Regions from separate parts of the Homo sapiens genome. Here regions 1 and 2 are each linked to region 3. A link is a loop called in an ENCODE intact Hi-C map of the cell type or tissue named here. Cell type or tissue: Calu3. All regions are shown on one strand. Region 1 overlaps DENND1A (DENN domain containing 1A). Region 2 overlaps LOC107987037 (a long non-coding RNA gene). Region 3 overlaps DENND1A (DENN domain containing 1A).

Region 1 (2,500 bases), 320 kb after region 3:
TACAAAGGGTAATCAGTGATAATACTACGGAAGGGGAGTTTCATCTGGCCTTAAACTGCAAAGTTCATGTCTAATTTGACTAGTAAGAGTCAGACCACATTCTCTTTATCAAACTTGGAAGGGATCTTAAGGTAGTCCAGTCCAATGCCTATTCCTCCCCCAACCCCCTTCCAGGATAAAAATCCCATGTAAGACCCTGACCAGTGCTTATAAGGCCTATTCTGCCATCTCAATTTATTTAAGAAAAATTCTCCTTCAAATATTCAAGTTTCAATTTGGCAGTTAATTTCAGTCTGCAGTTAAAAGGCACTAGCTGTCAGTCAGATCTCTCACCCAGTTCCCTCCTGAAAAGAAAAACTGACAGATCACAGGAGCTTTCTTTTGTAAACCAATTCTGGAACTTTCATGCTTCTTATTTGTTAGGTTAAAGGTTAAATTGCTGACCTGTGCCCTCCTGCTTAGCGGCCTTCCCCTTTTTCTGTAAAGCTTTATTTTGGGGCTGTATTTACATGGATTAGTCCCTTTTCACGCTAAGAAGGAATCTGTTCACAGCCAAAGCCTTAGTTCTGGTTGTACAAAAAGCAGCCACAATTATTCACCACCAGACAATGACCATATTGTGGATTTACAAAAAACCCACCCCAGCCATGGAAAGATCTGTTCTTGCTGCACAAAACAATAGAAGAAAAATCTTATCAAGCATTCAAGAGAAAGCAAACAAAGCAAGCCCACTGTGAACTTGATGAAGATGTCAAGCTCCTTTAAAAAATATATATATAAATCAACAAAGAGGGGTTTTCTTGTAAAGTCTTGGGAGTGAGACTTTTTCTACTCTGAGTTTCCCTTTCTGGTTAAACACAGTTAGGAGCAGCAAGACATTGACAGCCAAGACCAGCAAATGCTGCCATTTTCTAAGCACACTTACAGACACTTTTTTTAAATGCACAACACAAAGAGGCTTTCCTTTCCAAATATGCCCAGTGCAAATGCCAGGCAAATCATTTTAAGCTAGTACCATACTACACAGGCTCTTTCAGCAAAAGCAAAATTCTTGTCCCAACCGCTAAGGAATGAACATAAGCTACTTCCAAGCTCTAACGTACTAATTCCTAATAAAAAAAAATTTTTTTTTAATTCTTAAAGGCCATTGGGTTTAATTAAACACTAGCTCCAACAAGAGTTCTTCATCTGACACCCATAAAGTATATTATATACATTCCATTTCTTTGGGATGGGTTTCAATGATGGTCCCTAGTCACATAAATAAACTTTTAGCAGGAACATTTTATGTTTGTAAGGTGAGGATCTCACAGCTGCTACAAAAGCAAAATCCAGTCCTGAGTCCGGAACACAGCTGTCTAACAAGATATGAGAGCAAATACAAAGAATTTCTCCCACCAAGTCTTTAGGTAGATGGTTTCTATTTTCTTTGAGCTAACATGACCTAAATCCTCCATCAGAAGAATGTTCTTCAAGTAAAATTAAAAAGTAAAACATAGAAGCAAGTATTAAAAGAACCTAAAGATCCATAAATGTGGCTTTTTAAAAAGTAGTGGTGCTTTCATTCACCACAGAGCAAAACACTAACACAAGTTTACACATTTTTGATCTCAGAAAATGGCTCACTTTAAGGTTTCTTATAGATTTTGGACTTAGAAAAAAACATTTCCATCTGTAACATAGTTTATCTTTGGCACAGTCAGCCTCTCTCTGTTCCTCTACCTTCCTTCCCATCCACCACCCCTCACCCCCGAAAAAAGGCAGTACCAAAGATTTGGCCACAGAAGTCCACAAATAAGAGAGTAGTATTAACTGGTCTTATTTTAAAGGAGCTGATTTATATGTATAACAATCAGGAGCTAGTTGATCAAACTATAAAACTCTGATGCAGCCATGAAAAACTGATGAAAATGTTTGTGGTCAACATTAAGATCTTGCTTTCTCTCATTTAAACTGTACCTCAACTGCAAATACATCAAATGGGAATCTTCAAAACTTGAAAATAGGATTGTGATGGAGGTGCTTATATTTTATCTCTTTTTCAAACTTTCTGTAGTATTTGGTCTTTTTTATAGCATTTTTAGCATGGTAATAAGTGCGATGACAATGAGACAATTCTGGCCAATGGCCCTACTTAGAGAACTTTGACAACTACAGAAAATATTTCCATGCATAACCAAGGCACCGTGTCCAGTTTGCTTACTTTGAATTACGAAATGTATGATCCCCAGGAAAATTAGGATGGCACTATGAGGACCAGAACACAAAGTAGGAAGTACTTAAACTCCTCACCAACTTCTAGAAGGAATGAGATTAGGGCACAAGCTACACTCAGAGTTGATTCAAATGTAAATGCTCTGCTTCCTCTCAAACAATGATAAACTCCCTCAGAGTTAATAGTTTCTCCCTAAGAGATTCATCTCTCTTTTCAACTTAAAGGTATGTTTTGGAGAAAAGGAAGAAACACATGGTGGGGCTTAGAGCAAAACCTTTTAAATTC
Region 2 (2,500 bases), 500 kb after region 3:
ACTCACCAGTGCTTTGCACACTGGGTGGGCTCTCTGCCTGAGGGTCTTCTCAAAAACTCCTGCTCAAATGTCCCCTCCTCTCTGGAACCTTCTCTGCTGTCACTTCCACCCTTCTCACCATGCAGGGCTGGAGGGGGCAGGGGTGGATGTGAGGGGGCTCCTAAAGCCACCAGGTAATGGGACATCTGGCTAGGTGGAGGAAGAGGGAATAAACCAACTGTAGTTGTCTGTTCTCCCCGCATCCCTACCCCAACGCCAACAGGGCCACGTGGGGCTGGCCTGTGACTGCCCGGTTCAGTATGAATCTGTGGGTTCTTGTTTTGAAAGTATGTTATACTCTCTCTTTCCTGCTAGTGTAAGCTCCATGACTCAGCCTCTCCATCTTCATATTACTCCTGGCCCGGATGAGTCCCTCCTAAATAGTTCCTAAGTCCTGGAGAGGGTAAATGTTAGCATAAGCGTTCACTATGGTTGAGAGTCTAGTCCTTAGGGGTTCGGTGCTGGATTCTGTCCTGCCGCTTACTGCTGTGGGATCCTGGGCAAAGTACTGAACCTCTCTGAGCTTCCAGGATTTGTCGTCTGTATAACGGGGGTAGTGATGACACCTACTTCTTAGGGTTTCGTGAACGTTGAATGGTGTAACTCACGCAGCCATAGCGTTTAGCAGAGTGCCTGGCTCATCGCAGTGCTCAGTTCCTGGGAGCTGTTGCTATTTATTCAGCTCCGTCTTTCCATTCAGGCACCTCTAGCGTGCTTGCCCCTTGAAAAGAGGAGAGGGAGGGCTCCCACTCTGGGACGGCCGCAGTGGTTTTCAGAGCTTGGGGTGGGGGTGGGCTTGGGGCGGTTCCGGGCATGGGGGTGGCCGCGGGCCTGGAGCTGTAAGAGGAGGTCCCTGGGGACTGGGGAGAGGGGGGCGGAAGCCGGAGCCGAGGTCGGATCCGGCGAGGTGGGCAGAGCAGACATCCTGCGGGGGCGCCCCCAGCCCGGACCGAGGCACGGTCCCGGGGGAGCCGGCCCGGGCACCGCGGCCATCGGAGCTGGGACGCCGGGTCTGGGGCTGCAGAGCCGCCGCAGGGGCCGGACGAGGGCGCCCCCTGGCGGGGCACCGCGGCATCGCCCCGGGTCTCTCACTTCCTCAGCAGGCTGGGTGGGGTCTTCGCGGAGGAAATTCCCCTCAGGGAGGGGTGTCGGGGACTCCGGAGAGCTGTTTCGGGCTCCGGACGCTTTCCTGGGCTCCAAAACTGGGAGTGACGCTTTTGAGCCCTCACGTGTGCCGCGTACTGCATTAGGCAGATGGCAGCTCACGGCACAGGCATTGGCACGCGGTGGGTCCCCCAGGGTCCTCTTCTCCCTTAGCCTCATTCCTCGGGCTTCTGGGCAGGGGTGTTGGGCTCAAGCCTGAGAGGGTCCTCCGGTATGGAAGGGGTGAGGGTTGTGCAGCTCCAGACCGCCATCCTGGGTGCCCCCAGGGCTCACTCTCCCTGCGGGCCCCCCACTCCCAGGACTGGACCCTGTGTATGGCGTGTGATGAGTGGGGGTGGGGCTGCGGTGGGGCTGGGTGGAGGTCTGTGATGTGTGCTGCTGTCAGGGAATCTGAGTGTGGCTGTGCCGTGGTGTTAGTGTGGGAGCGTCTGTATGTGTTGAGACGTGTGTGTTTTTGTTTATTTTTAGGGGGATGTGTACAAGTATGTCCGACTGTGAGTGCGTCTGTGATCAGCGGTGTGTGTGTGTGTAATCAGATGTGTGTGTACTCAGATGTGTGTGTCTGTGTTCAGAGGTTTGTGTGAGTCCGTGTGATGACTGTTCAGGTGTACACAGCTGTTCAGGGTGGCTTCTGCTCGTGTGATGCAGGTTGGGGTGTGTGTTGGGGCTGAGGGGTGAGCTGAGCCTGCCTGAGGAGGGAGCGAAAGCCCTAATCAATTTCCACCTAACAGAAGGGTGGCGGCCCCCCTGTCCTGTCTGCTTCCCTCAGCCCCATCAGGACCAATATTTTCCTTTCCTGTCTCCCCTGACCCCCACCTGCACCAAAGGCCAGCTCTTTATGCCTCATTTTAGAGACAAGAAAGCCAGGCTGAAGTGCTGGGGCACTGGCCCAGGAACACTCGGCCAGAAAGCAGTGGAGCCAGGGTCTTGGCTGGAATCCCAACTCCAGCCTAATTCTTGCTTCTCCCAGGAGGGCCCTGTGCACCCTTCGCCCAGCCCGAGGCTGGGGTGAGGACGACTTTCTGGGCTGGGCTGTGTGGGGAGCAGGACACAAAAGGCCCAGTGTCTGCCCCTGCCTCCCCCTCCTGGCCCTGCCCTGCTCCAGGAGCCGGGTGGGTGTCCAATGCCAGACTGGGCAAAGAGGGGCATGTGATACTCATGCTCACGAGGGCACCCAGCCCCAGCACTGGACCCACCTGCCCCCCGCGCCGTTCCATGGGCTGGCTCGGGTTGGGTGTGATGAGGAAACAAAGCTCTGGCTGCATTTTAGGATCCTGGCGCCAGCTCTCAAAGCGCT
Region 3 (2,500 bases):
TGAGATTCCCAGTCATGGAACGGGTAAAAATGAACCCAGCTGGTATCCTAATTCCATGGTCTCAGAGCAAGAAAAATTAACCATCAGCCATTAGCTCTAGCAGTGCTTCGTAAACTGCTGTGAGGAGTACTAGATGCATGGAATGCTGATATGTATTTTGTGGAAAAGGTCTGAAAAATGCTGGGTTAAACAAAGTGATCCAGATTTCTCTACAGCTGGGCTTCAGTAGTGTACATTGTTAATGTATTTAAAAAGTTACAGTAGATGTAAAGTGTAACAATTCCAAATTCTATGGGATCAGAAAATATATCAATATCTTTGGGTCTAATAGTTCAAGGAACAGGGTTCTGGAAATGCTGGCTTATGACATTAGTGCTGAATCCTGTAGAGGCCAACACAGTCTCTTATGGCCTGGAAACTGACCACTCCTCTGCTTCGTCCTCAGCCACGCTCCTTCTGTCCCTGCTCCAGCCACAGGGGCACTCACAGTACCCGACCGTGCCACATGCTGTCAAGGCCGCTTGCCTCTGCATGTGCTACTTCCTGCCCCCTGCTCCTGGGGAGCTCCTATTCCTCCGGTAAGGCCTTATTCCAGACACATCCGTCCCTGGGAAGCTTCCCCGCAGCACCCAATCTGCAGTGATTAGCCCTGTGCTGAAATGTCTCCCAGCTTGCACATTCTACTATAGCAGTTCCCACCCCTTACTGCAACTCTCTGCTTCCTTTCCTTCTCTGCCTCTCACTGTCTTTAACAGTGACCAGGTCTTATTTGTCAGTGTGTGTGCAAGTCAGTGCCCTGGTCAGGTCTGCGGTGGGGACCACTATTGTAAGATTTCAAATGCTTGTTCCATGTTGTGCTAACAAGGCTTGACTATAATAGACTTCAAATTCACTATAAATCAAAATTCCATTGTTAATACAATCCCTAATAAATAAACCTTATATGAATGTGGCTTTTATCATGATTGTCAATAATTTGCTTTTGTAAAATCCTAACATCAACTGAAAAACAACCAACAAGAAATATGGATTAACACTGCTGTGAGAAAGCTAGCCACTAGGTGTCAGCCCAGGAAAAGAGGAGGAAGGGCTACACTTCCCAGCGTTTTAAGTTTTCATCCAATTATCACTACAAATATCAAATATTTAAACAACAAAATATTAGCCAATTAAAATTATCTATTAAAGGAATGTTTTAAAAAAGATATATAAAATTTTGACATTACCCCTTGCAAAATAGTTTATAAAGGTTGTTAGTTTAACCTGTATTTGTCAAGAAACACTTGTATAGATTAGAGAAATTGACTCCTAAGAGGGAACCAACTCAGTTTTCTTCTGAAATGCCCTCAAATCACATGTAATATGAACCACATGGTAATCACCATTGTGGAGTGCAGTCAGAGAAAAGAGCATGGTCACCAGAACCAGGCAGATGGAGGGGCCAATCCTGTCTCTGCCACTTCTTAAAAAGTGACAATCTTTCCTAGCCTCAGTTTCTCATCAGTAAAATGGGGCTGTGCATGCTCTCCACAGGGGGGCTGTAAAAAGGGGAATATATATAAAGAGCCTAGCATATAACAAATGCTGTTCTTTTCTTTTCCTTAAGACTTCAGGTCTTAATGATTTATTTAACGAAGCTGTTTTATAGCTTCCAAACAACTAAGGACATTATAAATAAGAACTATGTGCCAGGCGTGGTGGCTCACGCCTGTAATCCCAGCACTTTGGGAAGCCAAGGTGGGCGGATCACCAGGTCAGGAGATCAAGACCATCCTGGCTAACACGGTGAAACCCCGTCTCTACTAAAAACACAAAAAATTAGCCGGTCGTGGTGGCGGGCGCCTGTAGTCCTAGCTACTTGGGAGGCTGAGGCAGGAGAATGGCGTGAACCCGGGAGGTGGAGCTTGCAGTGAGCTGAGATCGCGCCACTGTACTCCAGCCTGGGCGACAGAGCAAGACTCCGTCTCAAAAAGAAAAAAAAAAAGAACTATGACAACTTCATTCATTCACATCCTACTGAGCACCTTCTATGTATCAGGTTCTGTGCCAAGGATACATGAGTAAACATGACATTCCACTGTCTTCTGGAGAAGGCTTCAATTTTCTTGTGGAAGGGTAGCCTAAGCCTGAATGTCATGTAGTCATATATTTCAGAGAATGCAACCGCACCCCACAGAAAATCAGTGAAGATATATATCCAAGAACTGAGGGTGGGGATGAAATCAACACAACTGTATCCTCTAATCATCACAGATATCATAATGTCCTATACAGAACAAATCCACCATCCCTCCATCAACTGTGTGCTGGGGGCATAGGAATAAGATCTCCTGTCTCCTGTTCTTTTTTTTTTTGAGACAGAGTCTCGCTCTGTCGCCCAGGCTGGAGTGCAGTGGCACGATCTCAGCTCACTGCAAGCTCCGCCTCCCGGGTTCACACCATTCTCCTGCCTCAGCCTCCTGAGTAGCTGGGACTACAGGCGCCCGCCACCACACCTGGC

What was found. A loop is a pair of places that touch in the nucleus more often than their neighbours do. Peaks named below come from ENCODE experiments on the same cell type or tissue, not always from the same donor. Only the 100,000 strongest peaks of a DNase experiment are listed, where the experiment ranks them.
Region 1: a loop joins it to region 3, with 5 times the contacts of the local background. A loop is called at or near these places in 7 of 110 quality-filtered maps.
Region 2: it touches region 3 in a loop (5-fold over the local background); 85 of 110 quality-filtered maps call a loop at or near these places.

Annotation. Positions count from the first base shown.
Region 1 is chr9:123,860,980-123,863,479 of GRCh38, forward strand. The region is part of intron 2 of DENND1A (DENN domain containing 1A); the gene reads right to left. Among named protein-coding and RNA genes, the nearest start is that of DENND1A, 68 kb to the right of the region's middle. RefSeq lists enhancers at 1,890-2,432, 2,433-2,500. In Calu3, no CTCF peak of the experiment used is centred here; no DNase peak of the experiment used is centred here.
Region 2 is chr9:124,040,069-124,042,568 of GRCh38, forward strand. All of the region lies in intron 1 of LOC107987037 (a long non-coding RNA gene), which reads left to right. Among named protein-coding and RNA genes, the nearest start is that of LHX2, 30 kb to the left of the region's middle. RefSeq lists enhancers at 839-1,373, 1,374-1,906 and silencers at 986-1,195, 1,236-1,295. In Calu3, a CTCF peak has its summit at 1,106 (motif pointing left); a DNase peak (open chromatin) is centred at 1,073.
Region 3 is chr9:123,543,131-123,545,630 of GRCh38, forward strand. All of the region lies in intron 13 of DENND1A (DENN domain containing 1A), which reads right to left. Among named protein-coding and RNA genes, the nearest start is that of MIR7150, 59 kb to the left of the region's middle. In Calu3, no CTCF peak of the experiment used is centred here; a DNase peak (open chromatin) is centred at 1,071.